Regions from separate parts of the Homo sapiens genome. Here all the other regions are linked to region 2. A link is an interaction called in ENCODE POLR2A ChIA-PET data of the cell type or tissue named here. Cell type or tissue: OCI-LY7. All regions are shown on one strand. Links, peaks and the distances in the headings refer to the core of each region. The heading gives the core; the rest is flanking DNA.

Region 1 (5,907 bases), core at 1,297-5,296, 210 kb after region 2:
TGTGTTTCTTTTGGCAAGACACTTTCTAGGTCAGATAAGGAAATTCCAGAGAGTCCCTCCAAGGACTTGAGGGGTGAGAGGGAGAGAACGAGACAAGGTTAGAGAGGCCTTGATGCTGAGGCTTATTTGTGAGGCCTTTCAGTTTTCAAAAGCACTCAGCATGCCCAAGTGCCACATTTTGGGGAATCATTTTCTGTACCCCAACACTTATATTTTTGGTTTGCTTTAAAAAAATTATTTCTCTGGGATAAATCCCAGAGGAAATAATTGGTTAAAGCATATAAATTGTTTCTATGGCTTTTCAACCTGATAATCAAAAGGATCAGAATACTGTTCTAAAGAGTTCATGCGGCTGGGCAAAGTGGCTCATGCCTGTAATCCCAACACTTTGGGAAGCCGCGGCGGGGTGGGATGGTGGATCACCTGAGGTCAGGAGTTCGAGACGAGCCCAGCCAACATGGTGAACCTCTGTCTCTACTAAAAATACAAAAACTAACCAGGCCTGGTGGCACGACGCCTGTAATCCCAGCTATTCAAGAGGCTGAGGCAGGAGAATTGGTTGAACCTGGGAGGTGGAGTTTGCAGTGAGCTGAGATTGCACAACTACATTCCAGCCTGGGCAACAGAGCAAGACTCCATCTCAAAAAAAAAAAAAAAAAAAAGAGTTAATGCAAGTGCAAAGTTTAAGGATGACTGTCCGGGAGACACAGACTCCAGAGGAATGGAATCAATGCTCTGAAATGGAGAAGTTAAGGTTTTACTTGCATAGGTAGAAACAAAGAAGTTTAGCAGGATTACTAAAGTTTAGCAGCCTTTTCCATACGAGGCTGATCTATGAATTACAGCAATCTGATTGGTTGCAGCTTGTTCTTTGTCAGGAAAGGTATAGTCAACATCTATCTTGAGTAAATTGATTGTCACAGAGCCTATTGTGCTATCTGGTCGGAGTCAGGTACAAGAGAGGAAAGAAGGAAGTTAACCTACAAGGAGAGTCAGTAATGAGGAAAAAGGGGTCTTTCCTCCAGTGCCCTTTAGTCTTTTACGACATTTTACAAAAGAATGTAGGTATGGAAAAAGTTGATCTATAATCAGAGAAACAGAGGTTGTGGCTGCCTGTTATGTGACTCAGGTCCCACAGTCACATTTCCTTTAAGGCTCCAAATAAAATTCCAACAGGTTTGTAAGCAGACAGGGAGGGTCTCCAGGGACTATAGGCATTTAGTCAACTGGCACAATAAGCCTGTTTGACAGCCTCCTGCTTTGCAGCTTGTTTTTTCCCAAACCCTGTGTTGAATGTGGTCACCTAGTTGCTGGCACCAGCTCCTGACAGACCCAGGCAACTTCTAGATCAAGCTTGTCCAACCGGCGGCCCAGGACGGCTTTGAATGTGACCCAACACAAATTCATAAACCTTCTTTGAACATGATGAGATTTGTTTTTGCGATTTTTTTAGCTCATTAGATACAGTTAGTATTAGTGTATTTTATGTGTGGCTCAAGACAATTCTTCTTCTAGTGTGGCCCAGGGAAGCCAAAAGATTGGACACCCCTGTTCTAGATGAACCTGAGTACACATTCCTCATGACCATGCTGACCATGAGCTCCACCTCAGGAGGAGCTACACCTTCATCACCATCACAGGCAACCTGTGGGCTGGCATGATGGTGCCCTGCGTCTGCAGCAGCGGGGCCCCTCGTCCCCTCCATCACTGCATAAAACCCTCCTGTCACTTTCCCTCAGGGAGACACTGCTTTGGAGAATCCTCCCAGGGCTCTTCTTACCTGTGGCGAGTCATAAAACTCCTACTGATCCAAACCTGCGTTCTCGTGGAGAGCCGTTTGAGATTCACCAGGTGAATGAACCCCGGTTTTTTTCTGGGTAACAGGTCGAATGTGAATTACTTATTTTCACAAGCTCTTGACATGTTCCGTCAAATTGCTGTTCCCCAAAGAGTGGACTCTGGTGACATATAAGTGTGTGGGACCATTGCATCTTACCCCAGAGATCCACTCCTGATCTGGCATTATTCAAAATCTGCTGAATTCAAAACGATCCTGTACTTCCTGCTCACCAGGTCTGAAAAGAAAAAAGAAAAAAGAAGAAGGAAAGACTACACCTGACAAAAGACAGGGGGAGACATTTATATTAGTTTGCCAGTTTGAGGAAATGCCTTACTTGGCAATATTGTAAATCCAGTTTACAGCTCACTTAACTGGACAGCTTCAAAATGACTTTTTTTTGGTATACATTTTAAAAGTCAGGAGAGCTGAGACAAAAATGAGAATTTATCAGTATTTAACATTTGATAAAATACCTTGAATATTTAAAATGCTCATAAAATGCTATTATACTGTGCTTTATTTTATGTATTTTATATTTTGAGACAGGATCTCTTCTGTTGCTTAGGCTGGAGTGCAGTGTTATGATTACAGCCTACTGCAGCCTCAACTTCCTGGGTCAAGCAATCCTCCCACCTCAGCCTCCCGAGTAACTGGGACTACAGGCATGCGCCACCACACCCGGCTAATTTTTGTATTTTTAGTAGAGGTGGAGTTTCGCCATGTTGCCCAGGCTGGTCTCAAACTCCTGACCTCAGGTGATCCACCCACCTTGGCCTCCCAAAGTGCTGGGATTACAGGCGTGAGCCACCATGCCCGGCTGACACTGTACTATTTCTGCATGGCATTCTCCAGCATTGGGCACTATTATTTTGTTTTGTTTTTCATTCTAAACAAATAGGATGTCTAACAACCAAGTTTGTAGCTCCAGGCCTTGAGATCCATTTGTAAGAGTGGGGAAGAAGGAGGCAAAGTAATATATGTGCTAGCTAATAATTACATGTTCTGCTTATTAAGAATTTACTTTCTTTTGGGCCGGGCGCGGTGGCTCACCGCGGATTACAGTGCCTGTAATCCCAGCACTTTGGGAGGCTGAAGCAGGTGGATCACCTGAGTTCGAGACCAGCCTGGTCTAACATGGTGAAACCCCGTCTCTACTAAAAATACAAAAATTAGCCGGGCACGCACCTGTAATCCCAGCTACTCAAGAGGCTGAGGCAGGAGAATCGCTTGAACCTGGGAGGCGGAGGTTGTAGTAAGCTGAGATCACGCCACTGCACTCCAGCCTGGGCGACAGAGCGAAAAAAAAAAGGAATTTACTTTTTTCTTCCAGGCCCTATGCCAAGCACTTGTGTTATCTCATTTATCCTTGGATCCTTTTAATATGGGGGTTCAGTTACCCCCATATTACAGACAAGGAAACTGAGGTGCAGATCCCAGAGAGGGGGAGAGAGAGAGCACCATTCTGGTATGTAGCAGGGGGAGTCAGAGAACAAAAATCGGACTGACTGATAAGAGGCAAAGGCACTGGTGCAGGCTCTTCCCCAGCTTCCAGCTCTTTCAACCTTCTGGGCCTCGACTCTGCCCTAAGGAGAGGCTGAGGACCAGGTGATGGGCACCAATGTGTGGCTTCTTCACATCCCACAGGCCGGACCCCCTGGGCCTCACCTTCCAGTGAGGGAAGAGAGAGGTGACTGCCTTTTCTTTCTCTGCACAGAGCAGCAGGGGAGTCGTGACCCCCAGGGGCTCAGTAGAGCATGAGCCTGGCCATTGCCAAGCGGCCCGCCCATGCGTGCTGTGGTTACACGGTCTTCATGCTGGCTGGGGAGCCCCGAGAACTCGGGTTTGGTTCGTCCTCCAAACACGTGAACACGTGTTGAGCACTGACTGTGAATTCGGCAGCTGTGATGGGGGCTGAACTCAGGGCCAAGGAGCCAGGCTCCACTCCACTGTGACACCAGGTGTGGGGCTCGGGTAAGTCACCTCTGTGGCCTCTGACCGCAGTTTCCTTATCTGTAAGATGGGGATGGTGATGACTACCTCGGAAGGTTGTTGTAAGGCTTAAATGAGAAGATGGGCGTGTCTGAGGCCAGCATGGGGCCCTGTAAAGTGTGAGCAGAAAGGGGCTCTCCAGGTGCACTCCGGGTATGACTCAGGCGCCCGCTAGGATGCTCACTGGCCCGGCACTGACATCCAGAATGGACCACAAGGGAGAAAGTGGCAGGCTAGCAGGAGGGAGGCACTTTCACTAGGGGCTGGGAAGGGTCCTGGGAGGGCTTCCTGGAGGAGATAGTGTTTGCACCAAATGAAAACCGGTTCTATTCAGTGATGAGACTTGCTGCCTGCAGCTAGAACTTCCATTTAAAAACTGGACAGAAGACTTCCCCCAGGAGGTAACTTTAGACTGACTCCTGCACCTAGAGAGGGCATCCTTAGAGCATCTTAGGGGAAATCTGCCCACCCCTATGTATTTTCTTTTCTTTTTTTCTTTTCCTTTTTTTTTTTTTTTTTTTGAGACTATATCTCTCTCTGTTGCCTAGGCTGGAGTGCAGCAGTGTGATCATGGCTCACTGTGGCCTCTACCTCCTGGGACCAAGCAATCCTCCTGTATCAGCCTCTGGAGTAGCTGGGATTACAGGCATGCACCACCACACCTGGCTAATTATTTAGTTTTGGTAGAGATGGGGTCTCACTATGTTGCCCAGACTTCCCTCTGTCAATGACAGACATAATTCAATCATTCATTCATTCAATAAATATTTATTGAGCACCTACTAGGAGGTGCCAGGCATTGTTCTTGGTACTGGAATTATGGCAGCGAATGAAACAAAGCCCCTGCTCTCAGAGCTTACATCCTGGTGGGCATGGAGGGAAACTAGACAATAAACAGAGAAATAAAGATGTATCAGATTGGTGGAGTGTCCAGGGCTAGATGAGGCAGAGTGAGGGAGGGGGAGAAGGACCAGTGGGCAGGAAGTGGTGCCATCAGGGAAGCCAGTGAAGGGCCACCCTTTGAGTGACATCTGTAGGACATGAGGCTCAGACCCTGTGGACCTGGGGGGAGTGGAGAATGTTCCAGGCAGGGGAACAGCTGGTGCAGGAGGTCTGAGTGCTGGGCAGAGGGGATCCCAGGCGGGATCCCAGGAAAGCTGGAGACAGAGGGAGGGAGGTCAGAGGCGGTGGTGTCGGCCTCTGTGGGCCGTGATTAGGACCCTGGCCTTACCCGGAGGGAGACAGGAGCCTTTGGAGAGATCCCTTACTGGAGCAGAGGCTTGGCTCTGGCTGTCCGTGAGAAGGGACTGGAGCAGGCCCAGGGCAGAAACAGTGGGGCAACCAGGAGGCTGGGGCAGAGGGGCCTCAGCTTGGACCAGGTGCAGGCGACGGAGCTGGGCTGGGGGACGAGATAGGCTTCTGGGTGTGTTTAAAGTTGGAGCCATGAGGATTGGGTGATGAGTTAGACTCCCTACCCCTGAATGCCCTCACAGGACCACAAGGTTCCTGGTGCTCTCACCAAATACCATCTGGAAGCCTCCTCATTCCACAGGTGATTGTGAAAATAAGACCTTAATTGTTTCATTTTGTTTTTTTCCCCCAAAACAAAACCAAATGTAATGACTAAGAAAAGCTCCACTTCCACCTCCAGGGCGCCGCTCCCTCTGGTGGAGGGTTGGCTCCTGATTTAGATGCTTTCTATATATGAATTACAGGGAAAGGGAGGCCTGGGAGCAGGTCCTTCTGGCCAGCTGGGCGGCTCTCAGGGGCTGCCAGGATGCCTGGCTTCTGCCTGAAGTGAGCAGCTCTCAGTCCCTATGGGCCACGCCTCTGCATCATCAGGAGAGGGCTTGGGAGCACACAGGGACTTTGGTCTTTCTCCTGAGAGCAGTGAGGAGCCACGGAATGCGGCAGGCAGGGGAAAGACAAGACCGGATTTGCTTTTTAGAGGAGACCCTTGAGCAACCCCAGGAGATCAGGTTGGAGGAGGCAAGGCCGGAGGCCAAGCGGTCTGGGAGGGGCCTTCAGGGAGGGGAGGAGGGAAGGGAAGTGGGGCCCACTGAAGGCTGGGGAGTAGC
Region 2 (5,907 bases), core at 762-4,761:
GGAAAACATGTCTGAACAGATAATAGAGAGTGTGTGGGGTTAAGACAGACTCTAGTGGCACTGGGAGGATTGGGATAGAGCTTGGTGTTGCACAGATATTGTGCCTTAAGCTTAAGTGATGTATTGATGATTTTCATGGAGCATTTATTCTTTTTAAAGGGAAGATTTATTTGGGTGTTGTCCTGGTTAACTTCAGGAAGGCTTCTGTGTGAAATTATGCTGGAATTCGTTTTAAGGATGTAAATCCTATAAATCCACAGCTTGGGTGACAAATTGAATCTCTAACAAATAGAAGGAATTTAAGAGAAAAATCCTGTTGTCAAAGAATAGCTGATATTACAAACAGTTATTATATATACAAATTCTCTATCCAAAGGATGTCTTTGTATGTTGTTGAGATCATTGTCACTGCTTACTCTCAGGTGGGTATAGCAGAACAAGAACTCAGATTTCTTGGATTCTCTTTTTTCTTTTTTTTTTTTTTTTTGAGATGGGGTCTCACTCTATTGCCCAGGCTAGAGTGCAGTGGTGTGATCTCGGCTCACTGCAACCTCCACCACCCGGGTTCAAGCTATTCTCATGCCTCAGCCTCCCTAGTAGCTAGGATTACAGGCGTGCACCACCACACCTGGCTAATTTTTGTATTTTCAGTGAAGACGGGGTTTTACCATGTTAGCAAGGCTGGTCTTGAACTCCTGACCTCAGGAGATCCGCCCACCTCAGCCTCCCAAAGTGCTGGGATTACAGACGTAAGCCACCGCGTCCAGCCAGATTCTCATATTTTTTGTAACAGCAGATCCCTTATAAGTGCATCCCTTTGCACACCTAAATGCCTAAATCATATTGTTGATAAGTTTAATTCAGCAAATAACTGTTATTTAGCCACTAGGGACGTTGCAGAAGAAACTACAAAATAAAGTTTTTTTTGTTTATTTTCTTCTCATCTCCTTTAGATATATGAAAAATGCTGCTCATTAGCAATGTTTGTGATGTGGTCATGCAAACCAATGTGTTTTGCGTCTAATGTAGCAGTTTAATGAGTGGGAAGATGACTATCCTGGGGTGAATATGAAATGTGGCATGGAAAAGGAAACAATTGCTTGTGAATCCTGGAGAATCTGGTAAAGGGGGAACTTAAATATGTCGAGGAAGGGAAAGGCATTGTAAACCAGAAGAATAGATAGGGAGAACAGTTTGAGCAAATTGTTTTGGGAGGCATATTTAATGTAGTGAAGACTTAATGTAGTAGTGATTTAATGCGAATTAGCTGGAAGAGACACTACCTACAAAGCTCATAATTTAGTCCAAATTCTGAGGAGTAACTTATACTAGGTTGGTAATGGTACTACTGCAAGTAAATAAAATATTGCCAAAATAATTTTGAAATTAGAGTCACCACGATTTAATGACTTGATAAAAATGTTAATGGAGAGAAGAGAGATTGTAAGTTTGTGTGATTTTTTAAAATAATTCAACTACTGATAGCAATAGGGAAGTTGAAAGGAAGGGCCCAGTCCACTTTAGTTTTAGATGTGTAGAGTTTGAATTTTCTGCATTTGATTTTGGTGAAGGAATTATGAGGGTACTTCAAAAAATAAGACTAGAATGTTTGTGTCAGGCCCAGATATATAAATATATATAAATATTTGGGCATGGAAAGAAAATCCCAGGAATCAAATAATGTGCCAGTTTTATGATTTTGACACACTCAAACCTCTGCCTTTTGTTTCTCTGGGTCACTCTGTCCAGTACAACAATAGGCTTGCTATGTATTTTGGATGAACAATGAAAGAGAGTGAACTGTTCTTTAAAAAGCTGTTTATTATAGTGAAACTTTATCTGTAGATGCAGCCACTTTGCCAGATCTCTGATGGAACTAACAATAATTTTGTCTAGTTAATTTTAATAGTACGTCCTTTGTCACAGGTTGTTCAAATGAACAAATATAACATGATTTTTATGGCAGGTAAAGAAGAATATTTTAAATGGAAGGAGACCTGATGCAAAGAAAAAGGCATTATTTTTAGTGGTGCAGCGATTTTGGGACTTATTATAGTAGAACCTATTCTTTATAGAGATTATTTTGTTTGATTTTTCTATTTTGTTTTTCTTTGCTATCTAGCTTTGTTACATAGTGACCATTTTTAGCACTATAAAACTTAATGTAGTAATCAGATTTAGCAGATTATTATTTAAAGCTGAGCATTTAAAATTAACTTTTTGCCCTGTGTTCATTTTTGAATTTCCTGTTTTTATATAAATATTTGATTAAAAAGCTTTCTGTTTAATAAAATTGTGTTATGATTATTTTAATGTCGTTTGAGGACATTTAAAAAACCCTCCCAAAATATCTAGGATATTGTTTTAATCTGTAGCCTTCTCAGTAGAAATTAAAAAAATTGGGGGATACACTTTTTTGTGTGAAGGATAAAGCTCTTGTATTAATGACAACATTAGGTACTGGGTAGTATTTTAGTCATTATTAAAATTATTATTAAAAATTCTGTTATATATTGTAACGTATTAAACATTTGAGTATGTGTTGAGTTCATCATTTGAATACATAGTGCTGTTTTAAGTTATTTGTGTGTTATGAAGAAAAGGTCACTATGTTTTATTTTTATAAGGTGGAAAAAACAATCCAGAATGATAATCAAAGCCAAGGTAGAGGAACTTGTTAAACACTTTAAAATTAGACTTCCCCCCACCCCCAGCCTCTAGTGTGATACTTTGAAGGCAGCTGCTACAGATAAACTCTGGAGCCCCAGATGGTGGTTGCCTAATCCTCATGAGAATTCATGTCCTGGAAGCAGCTCTTATCTCTCCAGACCTGACATTGTCTGTGAGCTTTTGCTAAGGAGGGAATAATATAAACATGCTATGCATGAGTTTCACTTCTTGAATATGTCAAAGACACAGGAAGTTATAACAAAGTATAAAAAGAACCGAGTTCACATTTATTGAAAATGTTGTTATTTAAAGCACTTGATGCTAGCTTGTGATGATGAGTGATGGGGTGCAGTCTGGAAGGAAAGGCACAGTGAACTGTTTTTTATTTTGGAAACGAAAATGCCAGTCTCAGTGTTATGATTTCAGAGATGTAGATTTGTCATTAAGTGTGCAGTACCCAGAATAATTCAGTTATTTGATCTAATGTAAGAATGTAAAACAATCCATCCTGTAAATGAATGTCCTGGCTTTTATTTCCTATGCAGGAGTCCTCTCTGTTTCGAAAGTCAAAACAGCAATTGCACTATTCTGGATTTGATGTTTTGTTAAAAAAAAAAAGTTTCCGAAATCTGATCTGTGAGATCTGGGCCAGTGACAACTATAAGTGGTTGTCTCTTTGGCATAGCAGCCAAATATTCTGAAGTGAAATTGTGGATACTTTATCTACTTCAGGTAGTGTCTCATTTAATATATGAGCAGGGATGTTGGCACTGTCATCATGAATAATTGTTGAATCACCCATCACTTGATGTTATGACTGTCTATAAGGAAAAAGGGGAATTTCCCATCTTATAAAATGACAAAATTTGTAATTAAATGGGAAACTGTAGTGTTCCTCATAACAAAGCCTAAGCCTGTCTTTCAAATCTGATACCTCTTTCTCTAAATAACCTGTTTTCCAACCACTCTGGCCCTCTTACTTGTCCTAGAATCTGTGGTGCCCTGTTATGTTTTCATATCTTTTTTCATTTTATTTCATCATTCTGCAGAGCCCTTCCTCAAAAAAGCTTCTATTCATCCTGTGAGATGAATAGACCCAGCTAAAATATCACTTGTTCTATGGAGTCTTTCTCAGACTGAATAATTTTATTTTCTCCCAGAATGTTACAACCAGAGTAATCTTTGTAAACTACAGATTTGATCATGCCTCAATAAAAAAGTTTTAATGGTAATTAACATTTCATATCAAACTCAGTGTATCAGCCTAGTGGTCTCTGTCTTCATTTGTCCAGCCGATCACATCTTCTCTTTGTCACAGAACAACTTGCTGTTATCCCTTCCTCTGAGCCTACTTTGTGGTCACTTTTGCCCTGGAGTGCTCACCCGTCTGTCTATTTTAGTCTTCCTCATTTTTAAAGATCTAGAGTCTATGAGGAATTAAGATAATACAAAGTGGAAAGTGTTAGGTGCCAAAAGAGAAAGAATTCAGTTGGCATACTTATGTTGTCTTTGCCTCCTCTGTTCAAGTGGGAGGTCCTAATGATAGAGCTTGCTCCCTCAAACTTGTGTATATTCTGCAGTCTCTAGTACAGTATCTTAGGGAAGAGGTAGAGGAGGAGATAAATTTGAAAGATTAGTAAGAAAGAACTGAGTAAAACCTGGGTTTGGTTAGATAGGATAGGTGGTAGAGTGAAGGAAGAGGCATCAAAGACTCGTGTTCAATACCTTTTTTGCATTGAATTAATTGATGATTGACCCTTGGTGTGTTTGTCATATTTTCCTTGCTCTTTGAAATTCTTTTGCCTAATGTGTGCTAAAGTAGTCTGAAACAGACTGCTTACCACCTGTATCTTTTAGCCTTCTACCCACTGAGCTCCTTTTCTATTGCTTCCTATTTTTGACACATTTGCCACACCCTCCTCCCCACCTGTATTCTCTTTTTGGGGTTCTGTTTCCCATAGTAATTTAAATGGCCAATGAAAACATGCCCCAGATGATACTATTTTTCATCATGCTCTCCTGCCACTTTGTTTTCCTGTTTAAAAGAACAAACAGCAAAAGAAAAAGACACAAGCTGCTAGTTTGTAGCCTAGCTGGCTCTGATTTCTCTAATTCTTGTCTTTGCTGTTCTGTCATTCTTGGTTTCTACTGTTTCTTTTTCTTTTTTCTTTTCTTTCTTCTTTTTTTTTTTTTTTTTTCTTGAGACGGAGCTTCACTCTTGTTGCCCAGGCTGGAGTGCAATGGTGCGATCTCAGCTCGCTGCAACCTCCACCTCCTGGGTTCAAGCGATTCTCCTGCCTCAGCCTCCCGAGTAGCTGGGATTATAGGCATACACCACCACGCCCAGTTAATTTTTTGTAATTTTACTAGACACAGGGTTTCACTATGTTGGCCAGGCTGGTCTCGAACTCCTGACTTCAGGTGATCCACCTGCCTCGGCCTCCCAAAGTGCTGGGATTACAGGCGTGAGCCACCGTGCCCAGCCCTACTGTTTCTTTTTCTGTCTGTCTGTCTGTCTGTCTTTCTCTCTGTCTGTCTGTCTTTCTGTCTGTCTTTCTTTCTGTCTTTCTTTCTTTCTTTCTCCTTTTCTCTCTGTTGTCCAGGCTGGAGTGCAGTGGCGCGATCTCGGCTCACTGCAAGCTCCACCTCCTGGGTTCACGCCATTCTCCTGCCTCAGCCTCCCAGTAGCTGGGACTACAGGCACCCGCCACCACGCCCGGCTAATTTTTTGTATTTTTAGTAGAGACGGGGTTTCACGGTGTTGGCCAGGCTGGTCTCAAACTCCTGACTTCAGGTGATCCACCTGCCTCGGCCTCCCAAAGTGCTGGGATTACAGGCGTGAGCCACTGTGCCAGGACTGTTTCTTTTTCTTACCGCGCTCTGCTCCCATTTTTGCCTTCCCATTTGTGCGCCACCATTATTAAATGCTTTATATTCTCTCTTTTGATTGGGTTACACGTTCTTTTATTCTTCCTATTCTTAATCCTTTGTGTTTTCTCTGTTACTTTGTTTTTCTAATTTCCTCTCTCTTTGTTATCTTTTTCTGTTTTCTTCTCCATGTTCACTTCCTTTTTTTATTATCTTTCAACTCTCCTCCTTTTTTCACTCTTCACTGTGTATCATTAAAAAATAAAAACAAACCCGAAAACAAAACATAAGCTCTTGGCTGTATTCAGGCCTCATTTTGTGCTTAATTTCCATGTTTCCTGTTGCTTTAATTAGAGCTGACACCAAGTT
Region 3 (5,907 bases), core at 795-4,794, 160 kb before region 2:
GTAGTAGTTTTTCTCCAAGGGGGTCCATGGAGAGAGGGGGGAATCTGTCTCTTCTCCCAGCAGGAACAGGAGGTCTAAGGGCAGAGAGGTCACCTTCCATTCCTATTCCCTCCCTTACTCATGCTTTATGATCTCGAACAAGTCCCTTCCCCTCTCCGAACCTCTGAGTTTCCTTTCCCTACAGCAAGGAAGACATTAGAGGAGAAGGTCCTTAAGTGGCTCCCTGCTTAGTGTTGACCTGACCTTATTTTGGGCTTAGAGCCAGAAGGACACACTCCCTCCCCATTGGGCAGATAGGGAAACTGAGGTTGGGGTAAGAAATGGAATATGGTTCTGAAGGAAGAAAAAGGAAGTCTATTGGCCCATGAAATACCCAGAAGTTGGGAGAAGGAAGAAGCTCTCATAGGAACCAGACCTGGACAACCCTTTGAGCACCAGCTTGGACAGCTTCTCAGCTTCCCTCTCTTCTCCAGCCCTGACCCAGGCTGGAGTGGACAGATGGAAGTGCAGTCTCACTTGAACTGTCGCCCTTTTCCAGGCAGGCAGCTCTTCCCCAACCCATCAGTGAGGAGGGGGCGTGGCTCTCTAGATTTTAAGGCTTGGCCAGCCTAGGGCTCCCGTATCTCACCCCACCCCAAGCCCCACCCAGTCCAGCTATGCAGAGGAATAAAATGCTTTATTGATTAAATGATTATTCAGGCAATTGAACTAATCAAAGAGCCCATCGACCGCCATGAATTACATTCTTCTACACAGCTTGTCGGGAGAGCCAGCCCGAGGACTGCGCAGACCCTCTCCATGACACTCACACATCCCCGCCTCATTCCCCACACATACACAACACCCACTTCCAGGCTCAGGTCTCTCTGAAAGTCCATCTGCTGAGAAGCCCACTGCCAGGGAGAAGGGCCTTCTGAGAATTGAGGATGGAGAAGAGGAGTTTCCAGGTAACTTTTCCTGAGCCCTCATCCTGGGAGCACTCTTCTGCCTCAGATCTCTGCCCTCACTTCTCTCCAGCCACAATTTTGGAAACACAGTTATGCCCCAGAAGTTGTCCTGGGCTTGGGGTCTAAGTTTATCCTTTTTGCTCTTAGGCTTGTATTTGAGGCTGGAGGAGAGATGGGGGTTCTCAGAGGGCACAGAGATGGGGGAAGGGGGCTTCTTGCCAGGGCCAAGAGAGTGTTTGTGTGGGAGTTACACAGTGGCCTAGTGAGTGAAAGAGGCCCCCCATACCTGATTCATGCCTCAGGGCAGATGGAGGCCTACTGTCCCTGCTATCTCCTCTCAGACATAAACACATCCTGCTACCTACTTCTCAGGCCTGTGGGAGGCACATGGGGACCTAAGCCAGGGAGGCCTGTGCGCATACAGGCCCTAGAGCTGAATGCCCAGACTATGCACATGCATCCACCCACTGTGCTCTCCTCCACTGGTGCGGCACCCACAGGATAAAACCTGAGGACACAGTGTGTGTGTGTCTGTGTGTACACACAAATACACACGCCAGTGTCAGAGGCTTGTCTAGGTGAAAGTGAATGTAGGCTGGGGGTCCCTAGAAATGTCACAACTAACCCTACAGGTGTCCGCTGTCATCTGCAAGGTTGTGCCTGCCACAGGAGACCTGTTTGTACAAATGGTAGCCTGAACAGTGCTCACTGCACACCAAGAGGCTGCATGCCCTGAATTCACACCTTCATTCCTGGTCCTATCTCCCAATAGAATGGACACTGGGCCTTACAATGCACATGCTAAACACCACGGATCTCCATAGGCCCCAGACCCACGTCTAGGAGTTTGCCTAGAGACACAATGTGAACATTGGCGTGTATGCATCGGACAGCCGTTGACATCCAAAAATGGAAAGGTCAGTGTAGCCACTTCTTTCTCACATCCAAAAATCACTTGGGATATAACAGGTGAATGCAGACCCTTTAAATAGTGGATGTACACTCAGATATTTCCGAATTACATAAATAACACTCATAGTAGACACACATTTTGGATACCCAAAAGAATATACACAAGTACTAACTTATAAACACACACGAATACCCCACGAGTATAAAGATACACACACACACACACACACACACACACAGGCAAACAACTTTTGGACACAAACTCATATATTTTTACATCTTTTAAAAATACATATACTGTAATGAACACACTGAGTCCCTTATATAAACACACAGGCCCTAACTTGCAGACCCCCGGAAGGACGCCAGCGTGAACATTCAGAAACAGAGAAAAACACAGACAAACTCACAGATATTTGGACTGATGCAGAAGTGTGTGAACAGATAGGTGAAAAAACATAACAAACACGCCGCAGTTAGACAGTCTCTACGAAAATGCGGCGCGCCCCCTCCTCCTCCAGGGTCACCCTGCGTGGGGACCAAGGCCTGGCCGTGTCCCGGAGTTTGCACATCTGGAGCCCGTATCGCGGTCCTACCTGTCCTGCTGGTCCGAGGAGTCGGATAATTTTTCTCTAAATCCATTTTGATTTTTCAGGACTTGATGGAATGGACAGGGAAAAGTTTCCACTTTTTTGTGCCTTTTTTTTTCTTTTTTTTTTTTTTTTTTTTTTTTTTTTGGTGCCAGGGGCCGCTCACAGGTCGGAATAATTCAAGCCTTCCGCTCCCCCGCCGAGCTGGGGTAGCTGATCACTGAGCTGAAACTAAACGTTTTAGGTGGAAAAAAAGCGTCCGAAGGCACCGTGAAATGATTAAGGAACTAAAGAGCTTCTCGCCATGTGAGATCATGTCCTGTTCTCGCCAACATCACAAGATGTCCCCAGACACGCCGCGCCCCCAGCGCGCCGCCCCACACTGCCGGCCCGGAGCGAGGAAAGGGTAGGCGCTGCGCGGCCGGGCCTGCTCAGCGCGCCAGACGTGGCGGACCCGGCCCGGCCGGAGTAGAGCGGGAAGCCGGGAGAGCAGCAGTGCTGCTGCCGCGCCGCCCCAGACTTTTATAGGGGTTGGGGGGAGGGAAGGAAGGCTTCAGCCTGCGCCGGGCGCTAGCCAGCGCACCTACGGGAAGGGGCAGACCGAAGCGGAGCCCGGGAGCCCGGGTCTTCCAGCCGCACCTTCTATTAAGACATGCGCTTGGGGGTCGCGGCCCTCTGCGCTGTGCGCGGGGCCTGTGACATCTCCATGTGCAAACCCCGCTGCTTAGACGAGCGCAGGCCGGGTTTTTGTTTTTGAAGAAATTAACTGCTCGGCCAAGCAGGTGCTTTTGAAAGGGGTTGCAAAGGCTGGCAGTGTTGCCAGGCACCGAGGCGACGTTCCGGTTTACTCCGATTCACCCCTAGGGCGGCGCCCGACCCCAGGGTTCCCAGCCATCCAACCCCCACCCCAATTTGTTGGGGTCCTGACTATTGCTGGGCCCCTGACCCTAGGGCAGCGCCAGATCCCTAAAGCCCCCAGGTCCCATCCAGTCTTCTAGTCCCAGAACCCCTCCCCACATCAAGTTCCATTCTGGCCCAGAGCATGGAGGTTAAGCTGTGAAATACTGGAGATGAAATCCGGGCTTCCGCTTTGGAGCACCCGGGCAGAGCAGAACATCTCAGTAGTTTCTGGAGATTGGCGGGAGTTCCAGACACCTTACCCCGGCCCATAAGTGGAATCGCATTGCCCTCGAGCCCTGAGACGTTGTGGAGTCCCAGAGCCCCAGGACTTGATTCCAGAGAGGAAATCAGATCCACAGAGACCGAGCAGAGGTGTGGCATGTCCAGCCCTCTCTCTTCGGGCCAGACTCAAGCCTCCCCTCCCTGTTCCCCTCCCCAGCCTTGAGTTAGTTCAGCTGCTGGGCCTAGCCACTGAAAGCCTGTGGGGCCCTGCAGCGGGGTGGTCGCAGGGGAAAGGTTCTCCAGGGCGGGGGAGCGCTCCGTAGGAGGACTCCTGGCCCGCCGGACAATGGCAGTTTTGGAGAGTGAATCGTCCTCAGCAAGAGTGTTGTTTGTTTTTTGGAGGGGGTGGTCACGAGGCTGGGTCGCAACCTAGGGGGAAGAGCCTAGAGCTCGAGGAAAGGGGGGCCCCCGGCGGCAACTGGACATCACATATCCACTGAGCAGATTTCGCCACAATCGGAAATGTGGCTGTGGATTCCCGGGCGGCCCCCCCACCAAGTGGTCTGCGCAGTTCCCCAGCGCCGCCTCCTCCCTGCAGCCTGCGGGCCCGTGTCCCTACCCCGAGATTTGATTTTTGGCCATCTCCGAGTGCTCGACTCTTTCCCTCCGCAGCCCAGCCCCAGCCCAGGCTTCCCGCCCTCCCGCCTCGCCCGCGCCGGGAGGCAGCGCCTGGGAGGAGCGGCCTGTCCGCGCCTGGAGATCAAAAGCCCTCCCGGAATTGACATTTCACCCCGGGCTGGGGGCGGGGGGTGTTGGTGTTTTGTTGTTGTTGTTGTTTCCATTTAGAGGGCTTGTTTTGTTTTTGTTTGTTTTCTGTGAGTTTTCATTTTTCCATGGGATATTCTTTTGTTTCGGGTGTTTTGCGTGTTGTTTTTTCGTGGGATTGATTTTAGCGGGTTTTGCTCTGTAAGTCCTGGTCTTTGGGGTGAGTTTTGATTTTGTGTAATTTTGTACTTTGTCCTTGTAGGCTGTCTTTTTGTGTGTCGTTTGTAAGGCTTTTCCTTCTCCGCGGTGTTTAGATGTGTTTTGATTTGGTGTGAGTGGGTGTCGTCTGTGTGTGTGTTGCCTTAGGGAATTTCGTGTTGTGTGTGTTTTGTTTCCTTCGATTTGAATTTTATTTTTTTGAACTGTACGTTTTGGTGGGGGATCGGGTTATATTTTCATGTGTTGTCTTTAGTTTTTGTGTTTGTGAGATGCGCTGGTGAGAGTTTGCGTGTGTATTTTGGCTTTTGTGGGGCTTTGGGATTAGGGAGGGGACATCAGCCGCTACTCCGTTCCTGCCCGCACCCATGAAGGGCAGAGGATTAGGCCAAGCATCACGAATCGTAGGTTCGCCGTGCTCCGCCGCTTCGCGCTCTGGACGCTCGAGACCAGCGGGAAACAAATGTGGTTCCCGAGGGGGCGCCCGCTGGTCGTCAAAACCTCGCGGGCCCGGAGGCGCCGCTGCTGGGTCAGAATCGCAGAGCCCCCCTCGCGGGGTACCGAGGCCCAGCCGCCGTCCCCTTGCCCACCCTCTCCCCTGTGAGTCGGTCTCCCCTTGCGCCTGGCCAGCATGCTTCGGACCGTCCGGACTCCCGCAGCGTTGGCCCAAGGGGCGGCTCCCCTCGGCGGAGCAGGTGACGAACCACTTCGGAGGACACGGAATTGACACTGCGGCCCTAGAGATACGGGACAAGGGGCCAGAACGCGGGGAGTCTAGGCTCAGATCGGAGTCGGGATCCCGGGAAAATCCCCCATCTCCCTTGCCCGCAGCCCTAGAATCCCAGAAACCCAACTCCGCGCAGCTTTCGGTTTGGAGAGCCCGCCCTGGTTTGCAAGCACAGATACATGTGCCCACACCCGAACACACGCAGACACCGCCAGAGAGCGAGACAGCGAGCGGGCGCCTCCGTAGCAGCGGCCTGCGGGGCGGAACCGGAGCTGGCGCCGCCTCAAGGGGAAACCGAACTGTAGTGACCGGAAATGTCCCCAGGACAGAATAAGCCATTCCTTCTGTCCACGTTGCCAGGACTTCTCCAGCTCAACACACCTTGGTTTGTTTAATGTTACACGAGGGAGAAGATTTAGAGGCAGAGACACATGCTGGCTCAATCGGCGAGGAAATACGAGCAGAGTCTAAACAGAAAGAAATATGGAACGGGGGGAGACTAGACTGTGGGGAAGGCAAATTGGAGGCCCAGAAAAGGGGCTGGTGCGGAAGCTCCTCCAGGCCCCTGGGCGCTCTGGCATTCTGTGAGAAGGAGAAAGCAGAAGCCGAGAACAGAGAGTGACAGGAA

What was found. ChIA-PET counts read pairs that join two places held together with the same protein. Peaks named below come from ENCODE experiments on the same cell type or tissue, not always from the same donor. Only the 100,000 strongest peaks of a DNase experiment are listed, where the experiment ranks them.
Region 1: POLR2A ChIA-PET joins it to region 2 with 13 read pairs; 2 of 35 experiments call an interaction of 5 or more read pairs at or near these places.
Region 3: POLR2A ChIA-PET joins it to region 2 with 10 read pairs; 6 of 35 experiments call an interaction of 5 or more read pairs at or near these places.

The regions. Positions count from the first base shown.
Region 1 is chr9:37,405,546-37,411,452 of GRCh38, forward strand. It overlaps LOC124902154 (a long non-coding RNA gene), which reads right to left and starts at 3,533. Exons shown (of 4, transcript XR_007061481.1): 1 at 3,347-3,533; 2 at 3,026-3,123; 3 at 1,997-2,075. LOC105376035 (a long non-coding RNA gene) reads left to right here. Exons shown (of 4, transcript XR_007061479.1): 1 at 1-1,851; 2 at 3,555-3,811. RefSeq lists enhancers at 3,694-4,113, 4,599-5,390, 5,168-5,217. In OCI-LY7, for the core only: CTCF peaks have their summits at 2,121, 2,324 and 4,021; DNase peaks (open chromatin) are centred at 2,126, 3,786, 4,815, 5,236 and 2 weaker places; H3K4me3 peaks cover 3,691 bases; H3K27ac peaks cover 4,000 bases.
Region 2 is chr9:37,194,478-37,200,384 of GRCh38, forward strand. The region is part of intron 2 of ZCCHC7 (zinc finger CCHC-type containing 7); the gene reads left to right. Among named protein-coding and RNA genes, the nearest start is that of ZCCHC7, 77 kb to the left of the region's middle. In OCI-LY7, for the core only: a CTCF peak has its summit at 893; DNase peaks (open chromatin) are centred at 2,814, 4,128 and 4,604; H3K4me3 peaks cover 3,384 bases; H3K27ac peaks cover 4,000 bases.
Region 3 is chr9:37,031,531-37,037,437 of GRCh38, forward strand. PAX5 (paired box 5) reads right to left here and starts at 2,738. Exons shown (of 10, transcript NM_016734.3): 1 at 2,456-2,738. The coding sequence starts at 2,501. RefSeq lists silencers at 2,504-2,624, 2,891-3,070, 4,151-4,310, a promoter at 2,884-3,322 and enhancers at 3,401-3,450, 4,844-4,893, 5,894-5,907. In OCI-LY7, for the core only: CTCF peaks have their summits at 1,369, 3,313 and 3,526; DNase peaks (open chromatin) are centred at 1,351, 2,331, 2,831, 3,261 and 3 weaker places; H3K4me3 peaks cover 4,000 bases; H3K27ac peaks cover 4,000 bases.